2 separate regions of the Mus musculus genome follow, and region 2 is linked to region 1. A link is a loop called in an ENCODE intact Hi-C map of the cell type or tissue named here. Cell type or tissue: left cerebral cortex. All regions are shown on one strand. Each heading gives the region's core, and the rest is flanking DNA. Links, peaks and the distances in the headings are about the cores only. Region 1 holds the start of Gm20506 (a long non-coding RNA gene). Region 2 overlaps BC051142 (cDNA sequence BC051142).

Region 1 (8,335 bases), core at 161-8,160:
TGACGGCTTCAAACAGTAACCAGGACACACTCCTCCTCCATCTGTAGTGACTTCATGTGTGCCTTAAATACCTAGCAGACTCTGTCAGTGCAAGCACATGAACCAGAGCTGACTCTGTAGCAGTGCTTTAAGTACAAGTTCAACCTGTTAGAAACATGACCATGCTCTCTTAGTCTGTTATCTTGGGTGGCTGTGGCATCAGCCTTTTGTATTTTACAGACAGCATTTTCATTTCATTTGAGTGGTCTAATGCATAGAGAGATAAAGTTTTTCATAGACTGTTATACATACATCTCTGAGTGCTATATAATTATGTCCCCCTCTTGTTCTTGATATTACTGTGTTTGTCTTTTATCCTGGTGATTTTTGACACAGTCTAGAGGTCTTGAGATGATACAGTCTAAGGCTCTGGATTGGGTTCAATTCTCAGCCAGTTAAAGAATTATTTAAAAGGCAAGAAAAGTCTGACATGTAGCAGGGCAGCAGGGAAACCTCACGCACAGCACACAGAATCGGCAGGTAAAGGAAGGTGTTTATTGGGAGTGAGGAGACATACACACAGGGAGCACACAGAGAAAAAGACTCTGCAAAGCAGGGCATGGAGGACTGGGACACGCGGCAGAAGCTGAAAATCCAGGCTCGTCTTGACGGTGGGCTTTAAAGTTCTGGAGCATTTCCTGCTTTAGGCTGGTCAGTGCTCCAGGCTGGTCAGTGCTCCAGGCTGGTCAGTGCTCCAGGCTGGCCAGTGCTCCAGGCTGGCCAGTGCTCCAGGCTGGCCAGTGCTCCAGGCTGGTCAGTGCTCTAGGCTGGTCAGTGCTTTAGGGGTGGTCAGTGCTCCAGGCTGGCCAGTGCTCCAGGCTGGCCAGTGCTCCAGGCTGGTCAGTGCTCCAGGCTGGTCAGTGCTCCAGGCTGGTCAGTGCTCCAGGCTGGTCAGTGCTCCAGGCTGGTCAGTGCTCTAGGCTGGTCAGTGCTTTAGGGGTGGTCAGTTTGAAGACAGACAGGCTGGTTGATTGGTCCACAACTCTCATGTGACATGTCCCGGTCCAGCCTTGAACTTGGTTAGCCGCTCCATCATCCGGGACCTACTCTGAGACAAAAGCTCAGACCCTCAAGACCAAGGAAGAAGCTGGCCATCATGAAAATCCCCACCTTTATTCCCTAGCTTGGCCCCTTCCCCTGTCTGTCTAATGCCTTGTCTTTCAGTCTCACCAGAGGTCACAAACCTTATGGACAGTTCCTCTGATGTCTCTGGTTTCCATGCTTAATTATGCGCTGTTTGTTTTCCCTTTCTTCCATTCATTTGGTCTAAAATTAATATTACCTGTTCTAATTTCTAAAGATAAAATCTTTAGCCCATTAGCCTGAACCCTCTGTCCATGTCTGACCTGTGTACACTGTTGATGGAAACACTAACATACTGCATTTTATATCATTTGTGACTTTGGTTTGGTTTTGTTTGTTTTGTTTTTCAGGAAAGGGTTTCTCTGTGTAGCCCTAGCTGTCCTGGAACTCACTCTGTAGACCAGGCTGGCCTCGAACTCAGAGATCCTCCTGCCTGTATCTCCCAAGTGCTGGGATTGAAGGCATGCGCCACCACTTTTACATTCCTCTACTGATTTCTCCTATGCCTTATTCAAAAGAAGTACGGGTTTTCACTTACAAATATTTTGCATTCATTTCTAATTTAATTTCAGTTTTGAGCAAAAATAAAATCCTAGGTTGCTTTCCTTCATTGTAATAAAACTCTGGCCAAAACCAACTCAGGAAGAAAAGGATTTATTTCACTTCCCAGACTGGAATCCATCATGAAGGAAGTCAGGGCAGGAACTCAAGGCAGGAACCTGAAGGCAAGAACTGAAGCAGAGGCCATGGAGGAACTCTGCGTCCTGGCTTGCTTCTGGTGACTTGCTCAGCCTGCTGTCTTATGGAACCCAGGACAACCTACATTCGTGACCCCACCCACAATGGGTTGGGTCCCAGGACCACCTACCCTTGTGGCCCCACTCACAATTGGCCCACTCTTCCATTAATCAGAATTCCTCAACTGAGTTGTTTGCATCCCAGGTGACTTCAATTTGGGTCAAGTTGACAAAAAAACTCACCAGCACAGAAAACTGTGTGATTTGAATTCTTTCAAGTTCATCAACTCTTAGATATCACTCCCCCGCCAAATAAATAAATAAATAAAAAGATAAAATAAAAAACATTTGACATAATTCAGGCTTCATTCATGTAAAAATTACCCAATAAAACGGGAGTGTAGACCTTTTTCTTAACACTAAATGTAGGAAGGGCTCTTGCTTTCATTAAACAATGCATCTATCATTTAATTTTTAAGCTTGATCCATGCATCCTCAGGATTTTAAAATATAAATGATAAAATATCAGGTTTGCTAATGTATCAAGAATACATTTGACAAAGAACTACAAAAGCCTTATGCGGAAAGGGAGTGACCGAGTGACAGCCCGGAGGTGTTTGTTTTTATAAAGTTGTTTGTGTGTTTGCTCGACTTATTATCTCACATGTATGAATGTTTGGCTCCATGTATGTCTGTGCTTGGGGAGTCCAGAAGATCTCCTGGGACTGGAGTTACAGTAGTTTGTGGGCCACCACGTAGAGCTGGGAAGTGAACCCAGGTTCTCAGCAAACACAAGAGTCCTAGGCCATCTTTTCAGCCCTTTCTCAGGCTTCAGTTTTGTTTTGTTTTGTTTTGTTTTGTTTTTCAAGACAGGGTTTCTCTGTATAGCCCTGGCTGTCCTGGAACTCACACTGTAGACCAGGCTGGCCTCGAACTCAGAAATCCACCTGCCTCTGCCTCCCAAGTGCTGGGTGCACCACCACCGCCCGGCTTCCCGCCCCCCCCCCCTCAGTTTTAAGGATGTAACTTTACTCTGTGCTGTCACGCTGAAGCAGACTCAAGCTCCTCCATCTCACGCTTCTTTGCTTCTCTGGCATCCCAAACCTCCTCCCTGGTGGGAAGCATCTCCCACTGAACCCTGAGGGAGCACTGAGTGAAATGAGAGGCACTTGGCCTCCACCCTCTGGATAGGATCGCTGGCCTTTCCCAGTCCAGACCTGTGACCCAGGGACAGGACTCCAACCCTTCCCCTGACTGCAGAAAGTTCTCTGTGGCCACCTGCTGGTGTGTGTCCCACCTCACACTCAAAGCTGTACTGTCCTGGGGCAATGCACTTTGTCAAAGCTGGACATGAAAACAAAGACCGTGTGCCTCTGACCCTGTGGCAGTGAGGATTCTAAGGTTAGGAAAGTATCTCACTGGGGTCTCTGTCCTCCATGCCTACCTTCCACAGCTTCTGTTCAGAGTGTTATCTCTGTCTCATCCCTTCTGTCTCCCCATGAAAATATAACATCTACTAAACACCCACAATTTTGTTTTCTCTTTCTTTATTTTCCCCCCCTCAGAACCTGATTTCTCTTGGCTGTCTTGGAATTTGCTCTGTAGATCAGGCTAATTTCAAACTTATAAATATGCCTGCCTCTACCTAAAATTGGCAAGAATTAAAGACAAGCTCCACCAAGGCCTGCTAGCGTTTTGCTGTTCTTTGCTTCTTCACCCACCCATGCCCCAGCTGTGAATGTGGCTCAGCTCTACCCAGAGCTTGCCTAGGCAGAGCACACACACAAGGCCTGGAGTTTGATCCCTGTGCTGGTTAATTTTGTGTTGACTTGACACAGGCTGGAGTCATCTGAGAGGAGAGAACCTCAAGTTATGAAATGCCTTCCTAAGATCTGGCTGTAAGGCATTTTCCTACTTAGTAATTGATGGGAGATGGCCCAGCTCATTGTGGGGTCACCCTGGCTGGTGGTCATGGGGTCTATAAGAAAGCAATCTGAGCAAGCCTTAAGGAGAAAGCCAGTAAGCAGCACTCCTCCATGGCCTCTGCATCAGCTCCTTCTTCCAGGTCCCTGCACTGTTTGGATTCCTGTCCCGATTTCCTTTGATGAACAGTGATGTAGAAGGGCCTGCTAAATAAACCTTTTTCTCCCCAAATTGCTTGGTCATGGTGTTTCACTATAGCAACACTAACCCTAACTAAGACAATGCCCACCACTGGGGGATGGGGGTATGGAAACAGTATTTCTAAAGAAAGCAAACTTTCTAACTGTAACTGAGGAAAGGAAACAACAGGAGCTATCAACTCGTCATCTCCCAGGGAGAGGAAGAAAACAGATGAAGCTGACATCTGCAGACAGGCAAGCTTCCTCACATGAAGAAAGACAGCTCAGAAGCAGACCTGAGATTCCCCAGAGCAGAACCAAGCCCACCCAGGAGTAGAAGAAGGAGACCTGGCTGAACTGTGCCATGTGGAGGGAGGGCTGGACTCTGCCTGTCAGGCTTGTGACCTTGAAAGGGTGGTGTGTCCCAGGTTCTTGAAACCCAGTGGAGGGATATTTTGTTCCACAGTCATTGTCCTAACTGTTTGGTGACGGTTTGCAATGCCCTTTAGTGTGGAAATACACTTTGTTACATCAACCATTTGCAACTTAGTTTTCACTTACAATTCTGTCATTTTCTTTACCTCTGACTTCAGTTAGCCCTCATTGTGCATCTTCTTGTTTCCTCTCCATTTAATTGCTGGGTTCCTATGTCTTTCTTAATTTGGATTTTCCTTCATGTGGTAAATGCATGATTCACTCGGTCCTCACAGCTGTTGCCCTGGCTCTTGTCCTGGTCCTTAGTCTGGAGACAATATTTGCTAGTTAATATCAGTTTTGAGGACCACATCTGCAGCTTTGTGTTAGTTTGTTTCTATTTTCTGCTCCTACCCAGGGCAGGTGAGCGCATCAGGATGAGAACCTTGAAGACTGTCTGGATTTCTAAGCTCAAAGTCGCCCTCTAGTGTTAACACAGCACAGCGCTGTTTCATTAACAATGTGGTTATGAAGTTGATGTCTGATTTTATGACTCCTGTTTCTGGAAATAATAAATTTTCCCCACTTCCTTTTTCTCATTAAAACCATGATATTTGGAGTTTCCACCATTGAAGCAATTGCTTCACTCCCTACATTAATGCTTCCCTAAGACCTTCCCCTCCAATTCCCTCATCAGACCCCTCAGCAACAGTGGAATACAGTGCACCTGTGTGGAAGGCCACAGACTACTTCCATAATGACTTCACTCAGAACAGAATGTATATATGTGTGTGTGTGTACGTGTATGTGTATATGTGTATGTGTGTGTGTGTGTGTGTGTGTGTGTGTGTGTGTGTGTGTATGTGTATATGAGGGGAGGACAGCTCTGGCTGTCCTGGGATTCACCACGTAGACTAAGCTGTTCTCAGACTCACAGATCCATTTACCTGCCTTTGCCTCCCAGATTCTGGGATTAAAACTGTGCAGAGCACAACAGGCTGGAAGGTTATTTTTGCAAAGGTGATTTTCTTTGCCCATTGGTCTCAGGACCCCCCAGTCTCTTCTCCAGTCAGATTCTATCACAGATCCGTGTGGCTTTGCTGGGGTTGAGTATCTCTCATCTTGGGGATATGTTGTTAAACATCAGCATATTCTGCCACCTCCACTGTCCTCAGAACATAAGCCCTGAGAGTGCAGAGGAACTGATAACAAGGTTAGGTGAACAACAAGTCAAAATCATCAAAATCTGGTTAAAATAGTCCTTAATGAGAAATTAGTTCCTATAAATGTATATATTGTTACAGGAGAGGTATTTAGAATAGTAATGCATCCTTTTGCTATGAGATCATTAAAAAATTAAGTGAATTAAACTTAAGGAAGACACAAGAAGATAAAAAGAAGTATTAAAAATTAGAGCAGATATCATTTTAAAGGAAAACTGACAAATAGAAAAATAAGAGTTTAAACTAGAGGTGGTTCTTTGAAGAGAATAATAAACATTATAAACCCCTATGACATAAGAAGGAAGCAAATGCTACCAGTGAGAAAGAGGAAGGCGGTCAGCCATCGCAGTCACTCAGACACCAGGTGGCTAAGATGGGTTACAACACTTTGATGCCAACAACTAAACAGGAAATGGAGACAGAAATGAAGCCCTGGACAGCTGTGGTCAAATAAGGCCATAGACTATTCTCAAAGCCACATGAGACTATACAAAAAATAGCATGCTTCTGTGACACAGGAGATTTCCTTCTTAGACAGCAGGATCTCTATGAGTTCCAGGACAGCCAGGGCTACGTGTTTCAGAAAGAGAGAAAGACAGAAACAGAGACAGAGCCAGAGAGACGGAGACAGAGAGAGGGAGGTGCAGGAATATTGAGATATGGCTACAGTAGCTCAGTTCAGATCATTTCCTTGTGATTTTCAAATTAATTGAGAGAAGAACGGGATGGTCCAGGCTACATATTTGCTTGTCTGTGGTTGTAGATTGACCTTTCCAGAAGCATCTTGCAGATTGACTGACTGGTGAGTACTTCATGGTTGTGGTCATTTCTATGCCAAAGATCATCTTCACCATCTTTAGTCTCCTATACATGACAGAAGATAAGCATAAAAAATAAATTGTATTTCTGTATACCAACAATGAACACACAGTGCCTTTCTGGCTATGGTGACCTTCCTGCAAGAATATGCCCCTTGCAACAGATCTCCTTGTAGCTTTCCAGAGGGGAGGAAAGATGAGACACTATCCTCTGTCTGCCCACAGACAATAGCAAGCTTACAGTGTAGCAGGAACGGCAGGGTGGCCTCTATGTAAACACTGGAGGCCGTGCCACTGCAAAAGCATCTCCTGCAGGAGGACCTAATTGAGGACTGCTGAGAGAGCAAGGATTGCTGGTGTAAACAATGCCAGCCAATCAGGAACTGCTGTTTAGAATAGATACTTTCCTGGAAACAATGGGGGCGAGAGTGGAGGGTATTAACAGAGCTTACAGCATTGCTCAGAGGAGCTTGCTGCAGAATTTCTCACCTGCTCCCAGAGTCTGTGTCATTGACTCTGTGCCAGCTCACCCCCGACCCACAAGAGAAGGTAGGGTCGGGCAGAGAGCTATCCAGGGCACAGGCAACATTACAGGAGGGTAATCCTCTGAGTGATGGCACAGGACAGTGAGTCCAGCTACTTGGGAGACTGGGGAAGGAAGATCCCAAGTTCAAGGCCAACTGAGGTGCAAAAAGACACTGAGGCCTCGGTAGTCAACTTAGTGAGACCCTACTTCAAATTTTAAACCAAATAAAATGGCCAGGAGGGCTTGGGATGTAGCTCAGGGTTGGAACATGGGCATTCATAAGGTCCTTTGATTCCATTCGGCACTGAGAGGAAAAGTTTAGGAAACTGCTAGGCCATGGTGACACACACCTTCAATCCCCACATTCAGGAGGCAGAGGCCGGTGGATCTCTGCATTTGAAGCCATCCTGGTCTAGAAAGCAGTTCAAGCAGGCTGAATGACAGCCAAGGCTCTAAAGAGAAATCCTGGCTAGAGAAACCCAAACCAGGAGCAGGGAAGAAAAAGAAAAAATGCAGGAAATCATACTGATGTCTTTTAGATACTTTTGTCAATCAGTTCCAGAAATGAAATATTTGGGCATGGGTCTATGAGAGCACAGTAAATAAGTCAAAGGGACTGGAGAGATGGATCAGTGGTTAAGAGCCCTCTCTGCTCTTCCACAGAACTCAGGTTCAATTCCAGAACCCATATGGTGGCTCCCAATGAGCTATAACTCTAGTTCCAGGTCCCTGTCACCCTCTTCTGACCACTACAGGCATTACACAGACACAGTACACAGACATTCATGCAGGCAAAACCCTCACAAACAAAATAAAATGAGTAAATCTAACCGTTAAACAAAACCACAAATGAATGCAGATACATGTTGCTTGTAAGCGAGGCCCGTTAGGACAGTAAAGAAAGGCACTCAGCAAACATCACCATTGCCACTAACAGGGCAGGAACATGGAATGGCTAACACTCTCTTGAAAAAGAATGAAGAGACCGGAATCAATCTGCCAATTTTAAGACATGTCAAAATGAAGATGAGCGACACTGGCCAAGTAATAAGGCCAAAACAAAAAGTTCAGAAGCAGGCCAATGAGTAATGTTTAATATTTTGGTTTTTATCGTGTTTATTGTGCATGTTTACACATGAACACCTGTAGGGGCATATGTATGCTGTGTCGGAGGCCAGAATACTTGTGGGAGACAGGTCTCTCCTTCCACTCTTTGGGTCCCTGGGATCAAATTCAAGTGTCCAGGCTTTACCTACTAAGCCATCCTGCAGCCCCTAAATTCATTTTGATAAAAAATGTAAAAGTAGCCAGGCAGTGGTGGTACACACCTTTAATCCCAGCACTTGGGAGGCAGAGGCAGGCAGATTTCTGAGTTCGAGGCCAGCCTGGCCTA
Region 2 (8,335 bases), core at 78-8,077, 160 kb before region 1:
AAGAACCTTGTGGTGTGGTTATGGTAATTATTTCTAGAACATGATACCAAAACAGGGTTCTCTGTAGCAGATATATAGATATAGATATAGATATAGATATAGGTATAGGTATAGGTATAGGTATAGATATAGGTATAGATATAGAGATAGATAGATAGATAGATAGATAGATAGATAGATAGATAGATATAGGTGTGTGTGTGTGTGTGTGTGTGTGTGTGTGTGTGTGCGCCTTAGGGTTTTATTGCTGTGGAGAGACACCATGATCAAGGCAACTCTTATAAAAGAAAACATTTAACTGGGGCTGGCTTATTATTTCAGAGGTTTAGTTCATTATCATCCCTGTGGGGAGCATGGTAGCCTGCAGGCAGACATGGTGCTGGAGAAGGAGCTTAGTGTTTTACATCTTGACCCACAGACAGCCAGGAGGAGATTGTAGTTCTACAATGGGCAGAGCTTAAGCCTAGGAGACCCTCAAAGCTTACCCCCACAGTGATACATTTTCTTCAACAAGGTCACACCTACTTCAACAAGGCTAAACCTCCTAGTAGTGCCATTCCTGGTAGGTCAAGCATTCAAACACATGAGTCTATGGGGGGCAAATCTATTCAAACCATCACAATATGTACACACGCACGCACACACACACCCCACACTCATTTTTTTCCCTACCAAACTACCTGTGGAGGGACTGGGCACAGTGGGAAGTGGGCTGAAGGAATGAGGGGAAAGGTTGAAAACTATCAATCAGACAAGAGTTGCTATTCAAAATATATAAGCAATATGTACAGCCCAGAAACCAGATAACAGATAACTTGATTAAAATTGTTCAAAGACTTAATGGACATCTTTCCAAAGAACACATCAAGCACATAGTGCCAGTGTTGCCAGGAGAGTGTGAACCTATGCCATGGTGTTCCAGTTTCTCTTGTGCAGTTACACTGGGGTGGATTACTGGGTTTTAGTCTATGATTTATATGATTCAATTTAGTCAGTACAGATGAACAAAGCTCACAAGCAGGTGGGGTGATGGCCCTGGTAATCAGGAGCAATGGGCAGGGAAGGAACCTGGTAGATACATTTAGAGTCATTTTGGAAATTTGATTTTAATTTTTTAAAAGAGTGTTTTATAAGTTATTTTAACTTTGCATGTGTATGAGTATACATGTGTGTATGTGCATATGTATGTATGACATATTTCTCCTACTAAACTACTATGTCCTAATATCACCTGATTGTTATTTCTCTACCATTGTTTAAAATCTCTTGCTCCTAATCTGGATATGGTGGTGTATGCCTGTTTTCTTAGAAGTTGCAAGACTGGCTCAGAAGAATTACAAGTTTGGGGCCAGCCTGGGGTAATATGGAGTTTGAGGCCTTAATGGGGACTTTGTGGTGGCCTTGGTCCTGTGGTCCCTAGGTGGTGACTGGGTAAGGTCTCTTTGTGGTGTCCTTTACCCCTGCAACAAGCATCTTCTTGGGCCGCAGTGGGCAGTGCATCTCATGGAGTCTGGATGGAAACCTTCATGGCTGGTAGCCCTTGCTCTTGGTGCACCTGCAGAATTAGCAGTGCATTGAGGCCTCCAAAGTTAACATATGTGCCCTCTGGACTGGTTGTTGAGCCACACCTGAACCTCTTTGTGCAGTGGCCTGGGAAGGCAGGATACCTCATGCTGGGAGAAAATGAAGCATCCAGTGTGTAGCTTCTATGGTCAGGGTTTCTAAGTTAAACAGTTCAGTGACTTAACTCTTTCATTTCCTTTTCTTCTGAGTCTAGTCATATGTGTATGTATATGAATGAGTATATCTATGCGTACACACAACTGAAGCCGATGCATAAAAACTGATACATGCATCAGAATCTATCAATGTCTGTATCTATATCATTTCAGTTGCTAAGTAGATAAAACTTTCAGTCCTTTCCTTTACCCATTCATCCATCAATAGGCATCCTGCCTGACTGTACAGTTAGCTATGAGGAATTGTGCTATGATAAATATGGAAGCAGGGAGAAGCCCTGAATCCCACCTGCACTGTAAGAACATAGAATGACAGTGTACAGTAACCATCAATAAAGAGCATTCCAGGAACTCATTGGCAGGACGCTTCTAGCCTGTGGAAGACCCTATATTCAATCCCTGCTGCCTGAAAACAAGAAAACACACACCACAAAAATCCCCAGAGGGTCCAAGATTCCACCAAAAAGCATCCAGGTTCTAGGCATCATCTTGGAACCAAGCCTTCAAGGCCCAGAGAGCCCCATGACCACTGAGCCTTCAGAGACCAGTTGCTCCCTGGTCAAACAGCAGCACATGGGACTACTAGAGCCACATACAACATGAAGATATGCTGTGCTTTGCTGTACATGTACCCTCACGTCATGCCACACCTGCCAGTGCTACCTGACACACCTCAGCTCAAGCCAGAAGCTATCCTTTGCTGTGCCTGTAGTGCTTTCGATGTATTGACAGTTTTCCTCTTCTATGGAACAAGGTGCTGTGACTGGCAGATTTAAGTTAAAGACTTAGTATTTCCCAGAGCAGCTCTCCTGCCAGGTGGGGCCAAATCAGAGCATCTTTGGATTGTGTTGTATTGGACAAATACATATCTCATTAGCCTGCAAAATGGCTTTCACTTTCAGTTATTTATTTAAAGCATATTTTATTTTAAATTATGTATATGAGTGTGTGCCAGTGGCGAAGTCTGCATGTTGGTATGTGTGCATGAGTGCAGGTACCCATGCAAGTCAGAAGTAATCTTCCTGGAGTTGGAGTTATAGGTGTTGTGAGCTATTGCTAGCCAACCTCAGGTCCTCTGCAAGATCAGCAAGTGCTCTTAGCCATCTCTCCACCCTGCATCCTTCTTAATATATGGCAATAAAAAAAATATATACACACACACACACACACACACACATATATATATATATATATATATTTCAAATAATTGTTTTACAAGAAAGTTCTTTATCATCTGTGAGCATTTGATTTGCATGCCAATCACGTGTCCCTATCTTCCTGGGTCAGGCAACACTAAAATTCCACGGGACAGTATTGTTATTGTTATAGGCTGACATATTTAAGAGGTCCCACACATTCAACATACTGCTCTTTACCCTATATGTGCCACCTGAGCCCCTTCCTTCTGGGTGAACACCTCCTTCTCAGTTTTCTGCATTGAAACCTGATGGTGACAAATGATGTCTTCCTCTCTCTGAAGAGAAGGGGAGTTCTGCTCTGGCTTCTTTGAGAAGGCAGCAGTTAGCCCAACATTAGCCCTTCAAGGATAATCTGCCCCCATCTCCCACTCCCTCTGGAAGCCTGTGGCTTTATCAGTGCTCGGAGTTGGCCTCTGCCACACAGCTTCGCTCTAAAATGAAAATTGATGTGTTATCCACAGGTATCCACCAGGGGGCACTCACCTCCCATCAGACAGTGAGCGTGTGTAGGTGGGGCACGCATGCTGCCAGCTTCATGTAGGCACATAGCTGCTAACGGGCACAAAACTGCCTTTGGGTTTAATGACTATTTCTTTCTATGGTTGTCAGAACATGACTTAGTTACTTCTGGTGTCTGAGATCTCTATCTGAGATTAGCTCCTCAATATTGGTGCTGTACGGGCTTACAAGGATATGATATTTGGAATGTCAGTACAACTCGAGGAGCGCACCTCCATCCGTACACACTCCGTGGATTGCTGGTTACACATTTAAGTTGATTTTACTTCTATAAAACATTGTTACTGTAAGGAAATGCTACTTATTTTGTGCTATTAGTTAGGAACATATTCATCAGCTGGGATAGGTTATCAGTGAATTGAATACCAAAAGGCTCTACTGCTTAGTTTTAATAAAATAAGAAACATTCCAGTCACAGGATTTACAGAATGGATTGTAAATATGTCTACTGGTCAGGTTGATTTCTATTATGTGCATGTGGTGTGTGTGTGTGTGAGTGTGTGTGTGTGCATGTGGTGTGTGTGTGTGTGTGTGAGAGAGAGAGAGAGAGAATGCAAAAGTGTGTGACAGTGTGCACATGTATATGTGTGTGCGTGTCACAGCCAGATGTCAATTAGGATGTCATTCCTCAGAAGCCATGTACCTTATTTGAGACAGGCTCTCTCACTGTGACATAGGGCTTGCTGGTTAGGCTGGTGTGCCTGGCCAGCAGGCCTCAGGGATCCACCTGCCTCAGCCTCTCCAGTGCTGGGATTATATTTGGGTGTCATGAGTCTAGCTTTTTATAGTGGTTCTGAAGATCAAGCTGAGGGCATCATGCTTGTGTTGTAAGCCCTTTCTCAACGGAGCCATCTCCCCAGCCTCAGATTGATCAGTTCTTATTCTGTCCACACCACATGCAACTGCATAATAGTAAGTTAGTGGAATATTGAAATGAATTTGAAGGAAAAAAATTTCCTACGGGGACCTTGTAGATCACAAGTCTGTGATTTTAGCTACTTCAGAGGGTAAGATGGGAGTATCACAAGTTCAAAGTTATCTGCCAAACAGTGAGTCCTGTAAAAGTAAAAAGAGATCTGGGCCTGTAGCTCAGTGGAAGTCACTTGCTCAGCATGCATGTGGTCTTAGGTTCAACCCCTAGTACTTTAATCTGCCCAGAGTTAGCTTGATCTTTAAAGGGGCCAGCTCTTTTGCCATGGTGCAGTTGACAGGAGATCTAGATGGGGAAAGAACTTAAACTCTTCCCCATGTATGATATTAATCTTCAGGGCTGAGAGAAGTTCCCTCTCTGAGCTTCCAGGGCAATTCTGATCTGACCTCAGACTGTTGTGCTAACAGATATAACACCAGTAAGTTGACTCAAATACTGCAGGAAGTAGAGCCTTGCCTCCAGCTGTAGCCTGCAGAGATGAACACATCTCCCAAGCAGCACACCAAGTCAGAGAACTGCTTCCAGTCCAAATCCAGCTCTGCCTGGTTCTCTACACTCCACACTCCTGAGACTCTGGCACTTAGGACTTCAGCTGAACCTTGGCAGGACCCCACCTTCTTCTCCCCAGGATGCTCAGTTTCTGCATCTTTGAGTGTCTCCCTTATGTGGTTTTTGAAGACCACAGAGACCTTCATCTGTTCTTCTAGGGGAGCCATTGAAATCAGCAACAGTTCAGGGTGTACGTGTTTCTGCTCGGATGGGAGGGTATCCTGGGACTGGGAAGCCCAGGAACCACACAGTTCTGCAAGAAAAGTTGTCCTAATAGAAGGGCATCCTGAGACACAGAGCCCAGGATCCACACAGCTCTGTGAGGAAGCCTCCTCAGCAGAGGCATTGACGCTCCCAGGGGAGGGGATCCCCAGCTGAGCTCAGGAGCCTCAGCCCCGCTCCTTCTCTTCTCTTCATTGCTTCCTTTCTTCTTGGCTTCAGTTCTGATGAGAGAGTCACACCAGGCAGTAAATCTCATAAAGAGATTTATTGGAGGGTCCAGGGTGTGGAAGGACAAATTCAGGGATGACTGTCCTCTGTTCCTGGGAGCAGGGAACTGAACAAACAGCAAGGCTTATATAGGATTTCTGAGGGGTGGAGCTCCTCAGGGCAGAGACTTCCAGGTTGAGGATTGGTGAGATTTCAAGTCCTGAGCTTGCTGGGAGGTGGGGTGGACTCAGGGATTGGTGGGGTTTTGTGGGGAGCTTGGGGCAAGTTTGGCCATAGCTCTGAGGATATAAATTTGGTGTTACAAGTCTCCGGCTCTGTAGCTAAGGATCAATAATCCCAGTAATCCTGTAATTACAACTGGTTAAAAGTCTAGAAACCTTTTGTATTTGTTGTTGGATAAGATTAGATAAGAAGTTTGTAAGGCAGGATATAATTTGCAGGATTAAGAAAAGGAGGAGAAGGGGGTGAGGAAGGGTAGTGTCTAATTCTATACGGGACTGTGAATGATTCACTGGCCAGATACATGGAATGGTTTCTTATGATTTTTTGGAAATCTGTTTGGAGTGTTAGATCTTATCTTTTACTATACTCAATTGGGTAACATAAGGGCAACACTTCTCCCCAAGGAAGAGACAGAGATCACCTCTATCTGTTATTAGTAAATCTAGCTGATATGCAGAGGTTAAGTTCTGGGGGAAAAAAAAAAAGGATGGTGGGATCAATATCACCTAAAGGGGTGTGTTATTAGGGATAAGAGGACCTTTGAGGAGCTTTGGACCACTTCTTTTTACCCTATCTATCTATAGGGTTGAGAGTGGAATGTGTACCCTCTATAGTTAGAGTGTGCCTTAATGGGCGACTGTGGTAAATGCTAGCTAGTCAGGTTTACCAATGACCCTCATCTCCCATCTGGGATAACATGGATCCTTAATTAGAATATAAAAGATTTTTTGATCATTTGTTTGTACAGTGATAAAAGTTGTCATCATTGAAAATTGAGGATGCTAATATCAGCCGGAGACAAGATCACAGAGGCCCAGAAGGGCTTAAGGAAGCTGTGGGCTTATTAGGCAGCTCCTAGGAAACAGGAAAGGCCCTAGTAGAGGGAGAGGAGCAAATTCTTTAGTAACTTGAGAGTTGCCCACATGGTGAGGCTCTGGAGATCAAAGTAAGCTCCAGGAGCCAGAAAAAGCCATCTCTTTACTGAGTAGGCAAGGAGAGACAAATAGTTAGAGAAGGTTGGGGGAAGAAGCTGCTGGAGAGGCAGACTCTAGAATTTGGAGCCAAATATGAAAGTAGCAGGAGCCAGCAGAAGCAAATGATTTGTTTATACTTTAAGAGAGTCACGTCAGTAACTTGAGTCAGTTTGTAATGATGAAAAATGGACACGGCTGAAAGGTAAGTGTAGCATCCCTATCCCTCCATTTCAGTGACATGAAGAAGAAAATTAAGTCTGAAAGATATAAAGCTGGAGCCTGGAGGAGGGTCTGTTGATGTCTATGAAAGGGCTTGGTAATGGGCACAAGTAGGAATTCATGGGAGGGGACATGGGCTGCCTCATATAAGAGTGAGAAGAGAGAAAGAGGGAACCCAAGAGTGTAAGAAGCAAGCTATCCCCAGGAGTGATAGAATTTTGTCCTTGGTGGTAGGGACTCTGGGTAACCAAATTAGATGTTTTCTATTTAGGGTAATGGCTTTGTAAGAGTTATATCTAGTCCCAGATAAGTAAGCTGAGGGGTGGAGAAGTGGACTTTAGAGAGTGAGACCCTATGTCCCTGGCTGGGCAGAGAGGTGTGTCTCCCTGGCTGATTTGCAGGGATGGACTATGAAGGAGAAGGTCATCTATGTATTAGATTTAGGAAGTGACAAAGAAAGTAGGTCAGAGATAAGAACCTGACCAAATAAATATGGGCTTTCCCAGAGGCCCCAGTGTAGGACGATCTTAGTGAGTTGGGTAGAAATGTGCCTGTCTGGGTCAGTCCAGGTAAAGGCAAAGATGTTTCCTCATTGGAGGTCCAGAGGAATAGAAAAGGTATCCTTGAGATTTAGGACAGAGAAATGGGAGGTCTATGAGGGAATGATGAAGAGGAGAGTAGAATGGTTAGATATTAGAATGGTTAGATATAATGGTTAGAGTGCAGGGGAATTACTACTGAATTTGCAAGCCAGAGATCTTGAACCAAGTAATAGGTTCCATTATTTTTGTTTTGTTTTTTAAACTTCCAATATATGATATTAAAGGGGAATGAAGTCTGAGCCAGCGCCCTGAGCAGAACCTGGGCACAAACTCTGCAGCCAGTCCCACAGCACCCAGAAGAAGATCCACTCCCAGGGGGTCTAACACACCCAGGACCATAGGTTCAGAGGTGAGGAAGACACAACATCTGCCCCAACACCAGGAGTAACTGGGACCAGCAGGATCCAGGTTCCCAGGAACTCCACCCAACCAGTGGCACAGGTTCCTTCCATCTGAGCCAGCGCCCTGAGCAGAACCTGGGCACAAACTCTGCAGCCAGTCCCACAACATCCAGAAGAAGCTCCACACCCAGTCCCTCTAACACGCCCAGGACCACAGGATCCTTGGATCCCAGGTGCTTGGTCACACCAGGATCTCAGGGTTCTAGAGGCAGCTTGACTCCCAGGAGCTCTGACACACCCAGGATCTCAGAAAGGACAGGCTCCAGTCAGATATAACAAGGGCAGGTAGCACTAGAGATAATCAGATGGCGGGAGGCAAGCATAAGAACATAAGCAACAGAAACCAAAGCTACTTGGCATCATCAGAACCCAGATCTCCCACCATAGCAAGTCCTGGATACACCATCACACCAGAAAAGAAAGATTAATATCTAAAATCACTTTTCATGATGATGAGAGAGGACTTCCCTTTATACCTGAAATATTAAACAATGAGGACATAAATAACTCCCTTAAAGAAATATAGGAGA

What was found. A loop is a pair of places that touch in the nucleus more often than their neighbours do. Peaks named below come from ENCODE experiments on the same cell type or tissue, not always from the same donor. Only the 100,000 strongest peaks of a DNase experiment are listed, where the experiment ranks them.
Region 2: it touches region 1 in a loop (4-fold over the local background); 11 of 42 quality-filtered maps call a loop at or near these places.

Annotation. Positions count from the first base shown.
Region 1 is chr17:34,246,595-34,254,929 of GRCm38, reverse strand. Gm20506 (a long non-coding RNA gene) reads right to left here and starts at 7,595. Exons shown (of 5, transcript XR_003952412.1): 1 at 5,323-7,595; 2 at 4,543-4,703. In left cerebral cortex, for the core only: CTCF peaks have their summits at 3,151 (motif pointing left), 4,861 (motif pointing left) and 7,684 (motif pointing left); DNase peaks (open chromatin) are centred at 3,570 and 4,858.
Region 2 is chr17:34,406,417-34,414,751 of GRCm38, reverse strand. All of the region lies in intron 1 of BC051142 (cDNA sequence BC051142), which reads right to left. Among named protein-coding and RNA genes, the nearest start is that of BC051142, 12 kb to the right of the region's middle. In left cerebral cortex, for the core only: a CTCF peak has its summit at 3,411 (motif pointing right); a DNase peak (open chromatin) is centred at 3,442.